2 separate regions of the Homo sapiens genome follow, and region 2 is linked to region 1. A link is an interaction called in ENCODE POLR2A ChIA-PET data of the cell type or tissue named here. Cell type or tissue: GM12878. All regions are shown on one strand. Region 1 has its middle 37 kb from the start of NOLC1. Region 2 overlaps GBF1 (golgi brefeldin A resistant guanine nucleotide exchange factor 1).

Region 1 (5,000 bases):
CCACACACAGTGCAGCAAGAATCATTGTCCATATAGACTCTCCCAAATCAGCTTTGCTGGAACATCTCACAAGACCATTTCAGTCAAAGCCCTGAGAAAATAACCAGTTCCTGGCCAGGTGTGGTGGCTCACACCTGTAATCCCAGCACTTTGGGAGGCCGAGGTGGGTGGATCATGAGGTCAGGAGATCGAGACCATCCTGGCTAACATGGTGAAACCCTGTCTCTCCTAAAAATACAAAAAAAAAAAATTAGCCAGGCGTGGTGGTGGGCACCTGTGGTCCCAGCTATTCGGGAGGCTAAGGCAGGAGAATGGCGTGAACCCAGGAGGCGGAGCTTGCAGTGAGCCAAGATCATGCCACTGCACTCCAGCCTGGGTGACAGAGCAAGGCTCTGTCTCAAAATAATAATAATAATAATAATAATAATGATAATAAAACCAGTTCCTTCAATTGTGCCCTGTTACAAAAGAAAATATGTTGTTGGTTTTTTTTTTTTTTTTTTTTTTTGAGATGGACACTCGCTCTGTTGCCCAGGCTGGAGTGCAGTGGCACAATCTTGGCTCATTGCAAGCTCTGCCTCCTGGGTTCACGTCATTCTCCTGCCTCAGCCTTGCGAGTAGGTGGGACTACAGACGCCCACCACCACGCCCAGCTAATTTTTTGTGTTTTTAGTAGAGATGGGGTTTCACCGTGTTAGCCAGGATGGTCTCGACCTCCTGACCTCGTGATCCGCCCACCTCGGCCTCCCAGAGTGCTGGGATTACAGGAGTGAGCCACCGCGCCTGGCTGAAAATATGTTGTTATTAAGTATATGCAAACATATACATTGCCATGAATTAAGAATATTCACAAATAGTTTACAAATTTTGGAGAAATTAGGCAGAGAGAGATATATGACTCAAATTCTGTTTACAAAAGTATACTCAGCTGGGTGCGATGGCTCACGTCTGTAATCCCAGCACTTTGGGAGGCTGAGGCTGGTGGATCACTTGAGGTCAGGAGTTTGAGACCAGCCTGGCCAACATGGTGAAACCCTGTCTCCACTAAAAATACAAAAATTAGCCAGACATGGTGGCGCACGCCTGTAATCCCAGCTACTCAGGAGGCTGGGGCAGGAGAATCACTTGGGTCCAGGAGGCGGAGGTTGCAGTGAGCCAAGATCACGCCACTGCACTCTAGCCTGGGCAACAGAGTGACACTCCATCTCAAAAAAATTAAAAAGTACACTGCACTTTTGCTGGGTGCAGTGGCTAGCACTTTGGGAGGCTAAGGCAAGCAGATCAGCTGAGGTCAGGAGTTCAAGACCAGCCTGGCCAACATGGCAAAATCCCATCTATACTGAAAATACAAAAATTAGCTGGGAGTGGTGGTGCACACCTGTAATCCCAGCTACTCAGTAGGCTGAGGCAGGATAATTGCTTGAACCCAGGAGGTGGAGGTTGCAGTGAGTCAAGATCACACCATTGCACTCCAGCCTGGGCAACAGAGCGAGACTCCATCTCAAAAAAAAAAAAAAAGTATACTCCACTTAATACACTTAAAGTATGCTTAAAGGCTATAAACAGCTCAAAAGGAAAAATTATTCAGACTCTGAAAAAACAAAAAGAATCAGCAATATAGCTGGGCGTGGTCACTCACACCTGTAATCCCAGCAGTTTGGGAGGCTGAGGTGGGTGGACCACCTGAGGTCAGGAGTTCGAGACCAGCCTGACCAACATAGAGAAACCCTGTCTCTACTAAAAATACAAAATTAGCTGGGCATGGTGATGCATGCCTGAAATGCCAGCTACTCAGGAGGCTGAGGCAGGAGAATCACTTGAACCTGGGAGGCAGAGGTTGCAGTGAGCCAAGATCCGCCACTGCACTCCAGCCTGAGCAACAAGAGGGAAACTCCGTCTCAAACAAACAAACAAACAAAAGAATCAGCAATATTTCAAACAAAAAGCCATAAAAACTATTTCAGTTTCAGTTTCAATTCATGCAATCAACTCTTGCTCTGTTTCATATTGAGTTAGCAATCTTTATGAACACACCAGCTTTTCAATTACAGTCCTGGAAGTTTTCTCTCTAATTCAGTGGCACAAACCCCAAAGTTATCAGAAACCTGCAAATCAAAAGTCCTTTTAATGAACTCCTCCAAAGAAGCAAGCCCTGGACTGTAGCTGATTGTAAGTCACTTTTTGAGAAGAATCAAAGCAAAACATCGATTGTGGTTGACAAAAGTCTTTTTTTTTTTTTTGAGACAGAGTCTTGCTTTGTTCCCTGGCCTAGAGCACAGTAACACAATCTCAGCTCACTGCAATCTCTGCCTCCTAGGTTCAAGCAATTCTCCTGCCTCAGTCTCCTGAGTACCTGGGACTACAGGTGTTCGCTGCAGATCTGAGCCTCCCTGTGCTCTTGTTGGGGCCAGGAGCAGGCAGGATCCATCCCTTCCTGGGTGCAGCTGCAGCAACTTGGTCCACAGCTCCAGATACAGGCCTCCAGTTCCACAGAGCAGGCAGGAACCCCACCCCGCTGTGGGGTGCTGCAGCCGCCCAAATTGGGGCTGCAGACCCAGGCATCCCTGCACTCTTGGGGGGCCTGAAAAGGCCCCCTCCTTGCCCTTGTAGGCTCAGAGTTGCCTGCTCCTGCTGCTTGGCCTCTCCCTGCTCTTGCTGCTTGGCCTTTCCCTGCTCCCGGTGCCCACTCTGATCTTGGACCAGGCTTGGGGCCAAGTCCAGGGGCTGTCACAGTGCTGCCAGGTGTGTGCAAGCTCAGGGCAGTGCTGACACGCCAGTCCCCTGCTGCCCTGCCCCCCTCTGGACTTTGGGCACTGAGGAGTGCAGGAAGGGAAGTTGAGAGGGGCTGAGAGTGACTGGTGCTGGCCTGCAGGTGCCCCTTGGTGCCAGCAGCCTGGGCACTATGGATGGCTGTGGAAGGCAGACAGGCTCCTGGGTGGAAGGGGGCAAGTCCCCAGTGAAGCCCCACCTTCATGCCAGGACAGGCCTGAAGTGTGGGGGCCAGGCTGCCATTCCTGCTGATTGGAGGAGGAACTCATGGTGCTTTTTCCTGTGGACCAGTCAGCACACACTCCCTTCCCCGAGCCACATAAAAGCCCTGGGCTCAGCCACAGCAGGGCAGAGGTTGGGGAGACAACAAGAGGACCAAATGCAGAGAGGAGCTATTCCCCCTGCTGATAGCTAGAGACAATGGGATGGCCAGCTGGCAGAAAGGAGCTACCCTCTCTGCTAAGAGCTTCAGAGACCAGAAGAGACATTGCGTGGACCAGCTTCAGAGAGGAGCCATCCTCTCCAGGGCCTCCTCTCTGCTGAGGGCAGCATACGTCAAGATGACCAGTAGCAGACAGGAGCTGTCCTCTCCAGGGCCTCCTCTCTGCTGAGAGCAGCAGACGTTGGGACAACGAGTAACAGAAAGGAGCTACCCACTGTGCGTCTCCCCTGAGCTGCTCTAATACTAAATAAAGCTCCTCTTTGTCTGGTTCACTTGCCTGAGTACCTCATTCTTCCTGAACGCAGGACAAGAACTCAGGCAAAGCACCACTGGCCACAGAGGTTTCTGGCCAGAAAAATTGACATCCAGTGATCCCGTAATACTACTTTTCAAAAAATTTTCATGAAGATCATTTGTTTTGGCTGGGTTTATAATTTTATAACCTTCTATGCCAAACCCTGAAACCTCAAAATATCTACCAGAGACAAATATAAAATCCAGACAAAAATGTATGCTCACAATTTTGAAGACATTTTTATTTTCATTTTACCAATAATTTTACAGCCAGCTGGTTTCGAAAAAATTTACTTAACTCACACGAACTTGAAAATTGCTTTGACTTATTTAATTTATGAGTGCTGTTTTACTTATAAGCCAATTTGGTAGACACAACATATACCAATAAGGGTACATACAAATAAACACATCTAAACATGAATATACACACATAAACAAAGATCCAATAGCTTTTACCTTGGAACTATAGCTATGAGATAGCAATACAAGCTTACTGGTTTTACATGGTTACACTTTGTCCCAGTAGGTAATTCAGTGAAGGCTGTGAATCAAAATTTTGGGTATAGTAGTTTCCATGGCAGTTTGATTTTTAAAGGCCAAACCTCCTCAGACTCCAAAGAACATTGGGGTCAAACAGCAACAAAGGAGAACATCACATACCTGCCAGGCCCAACCTTGCTTAGAACAGCAGCACAAAAGCCTGGATACACACAACTCCATCCCACTTTCCCATTCAGCAGCAAACTCCAGATTCCAAACAGCAAACGCCAGATTCCAAACAACACTGGGGCCAACAGTATTGCAAATGAATATCAGTTTACCGAATTCTAACTTCTCATGACTATATAAAACACACACAAATGATCACCAAAACACAATCCAACTGCTGCAGCAAAAAACAAGCCCCAAGAGTGTCCAAACTCAAACAGTCAGGGTGCTTCCTCTCTTCATTGGTTGGGCTTGATCAAATGCAAACAAAAATTCCTTAGGAAATTTCCCAAATTGAGAGGAACTGATCCCGCTGTCTGGTACACACACGAGGCACTCACTTGCCCAGACACAACATACAATTATAAACTAGCCCCCAAGAGTGTCCACATAAAAACAGTCAGGGTGTTTCCCTCCCTCAGTCAGTTGGGCTTGTTCAACCTGCAAATGAAAATTCTTTTAAAAATTTCCCAAATTGAGAGGAGCAAATCCTGCTGTCTGGGCCCACAAAGGATACTCACCTATCTGGATGCAGATGTCCAATTTCGAAGGCTATTCTTCCAAGGCAATCAGGAGGATGGTTGGGGCTGACCATGGTGGGGCCAGAGAGAAACTGAAACTCACTTCCAGCTGATATTGGTCAATAGATGGGCATGGTGCATGCCTGTAGTCCAGCTACTGGGGAGGCTGAGGCAGGAGAATAACTTGAACCTGGTGAAGTGGCTACATTGTCTGGGGTATATGCCCTCAGGTATATATTTATCATTGTCACAGGCCAGGAAAA
Region 2 (5,000 bases), 120 kb before region 1:
AATAGTTTCTGCCATCTAAATTAAAGGGTAGAGGTGGGAAAATACTGTTGATTAAGAGAGCTCAGCCTCCTTTTGGCCCTTGTTTCTCCCTAGCCCAGCCTGCAATTGTGTCCCAATCAACCAGCATTAATACAGATACACAGAGGTATTTATTTGCTGCTGATTCTGCCTAGCTGTATTCAGACTCGATCTCCATGTGTATTTAATAAATCACACTAGTTAGGTGGACAGGATTAGTTCCAAGTCACCTAATGACTATATCATGAACTGCAGCATTAAGGGGATTAATATTAATCTGAGCCATTGTAGTTCAGTGGAAAAGCCAGTTCATTCTCCAACAGGAGCTCAGGCCGACAAGAAATCCTCAACAAGACCAGGAAGATTAATGAGGGCTTCTACATTCTGCCTGCAAATCTTCACCTACCAGGGTGTGGGGCAGTGAATCCCAGTCCAGACGAGCTCATAAATAACCTGCAATATCACAAGTATTTGGGGCAGCTGAGCCCCAGCAAGGGAGGGCCAGCTAGCCCTCTCCATCTTCTCCTCCTGTAACCCACACCACTGAGATGGCACAGGAATTTTACAGGCCCACAGAGCGGCTGGTTTTGTTTTCTTTCACGTAAGGGCCCACACCTCGTAAATCACTTTCTTATTTCAGGAAAAGAAGTATACTGACTGCAGTACCGACTCATGTGTACTCAGAAGAACATGAAACTTGTAGTTAGTGCCACTCGCCTAAAGCTGGGAAAATAACCCAGCCTCCATGATACACAGAACGTGCTTTCAAGTCACAAAAGCTTTCCTTTGCTCAGCAGCACAATTCCTCTTCATTAGCACCTATAATATGCTATATCTGGATTAGGCCTCTGGAGTTCCCATTCAGAACTACTTTCTTGGCCCTGCCTAAGTGAGCACTCACTAGAAAGTACTGTATCTATAAGACACCACAGCCCTGCACACAGGGCTAAGGTGTGCATTTCCACACACCTTAGCCCCAATTTCACCATTTGGAGACCATCAAGATGAGCCTAGCCAAGCCTCAGATTTCCACAGGACAAGGCACAGCTCAGATTTAACTGACTCAGAAAGGAAACTCATGATGCCAGTATGAGACACAGACAGAGAAAGCAACAGACCACAATTAAGCTCAATTCACTGGAAGATCTGTTTCTTCCTCAGTGACTTTACAGGTACCCGAGGCAAACACCAGGAGCAGTGTCTCATGGGCAAAGCTCTATCTGCTGAAGAAACCAAAACAAACAGTTGTTTCTACCTGCAGCAGTTTCATAGTCTGGGAACACCAAAAGTATAGGCTTACTCCAACTAAGATCTTTTAACTAAGATCTTTTAACCTGCATAGACGACAGCAGGTCAGCTGTCAGCATTCCCTTACAACGGATGGAATTGCTAACTAGAATAGTTACGCCCTACCAACAAAGATTATTGAATTGAAAACTAAACTTTAGTAGCATTAAAATAAGTGAACCAAGGGCTGGGTGCCAGGTTATCCAAAGTTTATAAATGCTTGCCAACCAACCTACACATAGAGCTGCCGTGGCTACAGCTAAGCAAAAGAGAAGAGACCCATTAAGTGGATTGTTCCTCAACCCCACAGCAGAGTAGGGCAGAGAGAGATTTAACATTTTCTTTCTTTTTTTTTTTTTTTCTGAGACAGAGTTACGCTCTTGTTGCCCAGGCTGGAGTGCAATGGTAAGATCTCAGCTCACCGCAACCTCCACCCCCGAGGTTCAAGCCATTCTCCCGCCTCGGCCTCCATTGAATAGATGGGATTACAGGCATGCGCCACCACGCCCAGCTAATTTTGTATTTTTAGTAGAGACAGGGTTTCTCCATGCTGGTCAGGCTGGTCTCAAACTCCTGACCTCAGGTGATCCTCCTGCCTTGACCTCCCAAAGTGCTGGGATTACAGGCGTGAGCTACCACGCCCGGCGAGATTTAACATTTTCTAAGTTTGTGAACAGTGCACCATACTTATAGAAGAGATATTTAAAAGTGGGGCCTACTCAAGCTCTTCATTAAGTAAAGGAGGAGCTGAGGGAATTGTTATGGCTGGGTCTCTGTTTTTCAGTTAAAACACAAGGGATGAAAGACTCTTATTTGCTGGGGAAATGCCCTGAAATGGTAGGGAACCAATAAACCCTCAGTTCCACTGGAGTAGTTCAACTTTGGGGAAATTCATGGGGCATAGGAATAGTTGATTCTACAGCTAGCAAAGGCAGTTCATTTGAGTGGGAACAGAAGAAATTAGGCCCATAGCCACAATTCATATTTTCCTGACAGCCAAGCTGGTTTGGATGAAGTCACCAAGGGACTGACAGGGTCAAATGACAGAGGTTTTCTCATCACCCTTAGCAAACCAAGGTTCGTAAGTTCCCATCAGACACCCTGGCCTTGCTTCTCAAAAGACAAACACATAGAAGCAATAGCGTAAGATCATCCTGGAGAAAAAGATGGGAATGTGTAGCAACTTTTCTTGATACTTGCAAATGGCTCAATTCTCTCTTCACCTATATTTCCTGTACCATGACTTCATTTTCCCTTCCCATCCCCTGCAGCTTCTCTTTTAGTTCTAAGAAAATTAACCACTCCACACACAGACTATAAAGCCCTTTCTTCACAGCCGCGTTAGCCTTTCTTAAGGCTCACGCCAGTGGTGGCCCCAGAACAACTAAGGACATTAAACAGAAGTGTTATCATGCTAAAATCATGTGTATACACCACAGCAATCTGCTTAAACTTGCAGCCCTGATGCAGAGTGACTAGGAGTATTTACAGTACTTAAGAGCTCCTCTGTTTCTTGCCAGACATTCCTGTCCTTTTAATAAATAAGTCCTCAAGCCATCAGAGGAAAGATGCTCCCTGGACATGGGGTACTTGTGTTATATCACTGTATGGGAAGGGGACTTCTGTAAGTGGCAGCAAACTTCTTTCCTCAAAGCACCCTCTAAAGGAGAGTACCCTGCACACTGCTGAGTCCCCAGGCCATCATGTACACAGGAACAGGGCCATCCAGCGGGATGCATCAGGCTCCAGGAATGCTGAAGTCCACATATTTGCCATTCAACACCAAAATGGCTTTTCAAGTTCAATCAGCTATAAATGTTGCTTTGTTTTAATTTTCCACTGAACTTCCTGGAACCTATTATCCAACTGTCAGGGATGTATATTTAGCAAGAGCAACATGGCCTCTTTGCCGCTGCCCCACTGCTCATGTCACCTCTAATAAACAGAAAAATCAACCCCTTCCTCAATCCCTGCTCAAATGTGGCTTGGGGGTGATAAAGAACAGTCTTGGTGTATAGGCCACAAACTGATCAACCTCCCATAGTTAATGTGTAAACCCCAAATCTCTCCTAGGTTAATGATGCTGCAAGGTTTTCTTAGTGCCAAGAAAAACACCTAGTGCTTATACTCATTAGAATACAAATGTGCGTGCAGGCCTCTAGTCTAGGGAATGCCAGCAGTAGAAATGACCTAACAGAGATCTAACACAAATTAAGAGGAATCTCAACTAATACAGGCGTAGCAGACCTAAAATATTCAGTGCTAATCAGCATATCATGTTTAATAGGAATAATCTGAAAAACCAAAATCAGGAAAAACAAGGATAAGTAGGGCACATGTACAGCTTCAATTTCATCTTAGGAAGCTAGTTTGAAAATATAACCTCCTTTTGATCAATAGAACATGAGGCACGACTTTTCCCACTCTGTCAAGATTCTTTTGTCTTTTTCAGCTACTGACACTTTTTACTCTGACATCAAACAGTAAGAATAGACTTGCCTTGAAGGCGAAACATATGTACCCTATCACTTTTCCAATTCACCACTTCTACCAACAACAAATCCACCTAAATACCGTAACTATCCACATGGCTTCTTTCCAGTTCCATAATACCCAGTACAACTCTTCAAGCCCAACAGAAAAGATGAGGACTATATATGTTTAAAATACAGTTGGTTGTATTTTCCCTAAATTATACAAATGAAAACCAAGAACCAAAAAATGAGATTTTTCTACAACTTAGAAACCCAGACTATATTAACACTAGAATTGAAACTAATTTCTAGGACTAACTCAGCATCACTAAATTAGCTTCTGGTTAAAATTTTATGCCAACAGATCTAGAATGGGGAGAAAATTCAGGAGAAGAGTAAAACAAAATCTTACCTTTCATTCTACAACTAATAATGAATTAAATTCCAGATCCATAAACAAGGACACACAAAAATCATAACTAGGTTATGATTTAACTAAAAAACAAAGATGAAAACAAAACCCCAAACCAGCCTTATCTCAACAAATACAGTGCACAAGAATCTCCTCATCAGCTATGGGAGGTGAACAAGCAATATCTCACTTACAAATGAGAACAGTGAAGCAAAGCTTTAAAAAGCCACAAACTCAGCTTACTAAAGAAAAAGAACAAGCTTCACATTTACAACCTCTGGGGACTGACCCTGATGGGGTAAAAATCAGTATTACAGAAGAAATAGTAGACCTCCTTCTTGCCATTTCATTTTCGTGACCTTATACTCATTTCCCCAAAGGCCATCTTATTAGAGCTGATGACTAAAATAATTTACACACTTGCATCCACAGATTTAACATTTACTATTTCAGCTATTCAAGAGTGACTCTGAAGGAAGTCCCAAGACAAGCTGTAATTAATAACTTTTCTGAGACATGAGTTTGATTCCTGCTCTAAGGCTGATTGGTAGCAGTAAGTTGTTCACCTAGTGACTGGGCCTAGCTGATTACTCAGTTGTGCAAATTGAAGCCCTCTCTCCTCCATCAGCTCTAATAAGACAACACCATTAAGTGCATAACTCAATGAATTTTGCAAACCTAACCACTCATGTAGTCGGCACTCAGATCAAGACACAGAGCACTATTAGGACCCAGAAATCCCAATCATGACTTCTTCCAGTTGCAATCCCTCCAAAGATAATCATTATTCTAACTTCTTAAACCACTGA

Evidence for each region. Peaks named below come from ENCODE experiments on the same cell type or tissue, not always from the same donor. Only the 100,000 strongest peaks of a DNase experiment are listed, where the experiment ranks them.
Region 2: POLR2A ChIA-PET joins it to region 1 with 5 read pairs; 5 of 35 experiments call an interaction of 5 or more read pairs at or near these places.

The regions. Positions count from the first base shown.
Region 1 is chr10:102,186,549-102,191,548 of GRCh38, reverse strand. No RefSeq gene overlaps it. Among named protein-coding and RNA genes, the nearest start is that of NOLC1, 37 kb to the right of the region's middle. In GM12878, no CTCF peak of the experiment used is centred here; a DNase peak (open chromatin) is centred at 2,008; H3K27ac peaks cover 1,022 bases.
Region 2 is chr10:102,308,962-102,313,961 of GRCh38, reverse strand. The region is part of intron 3 of GBF1 (golgi brefeldin A resistant guanine nucleotide exchange factor 1); the gene reads right to left. Among named protein-coding and RNA genes, the nearest start is that of GBF1, 66 kb to the right of the region's middle. In GM12878, no CTCF peak of the experiment used is centred here; no DNase peak of the experiment used is centred here.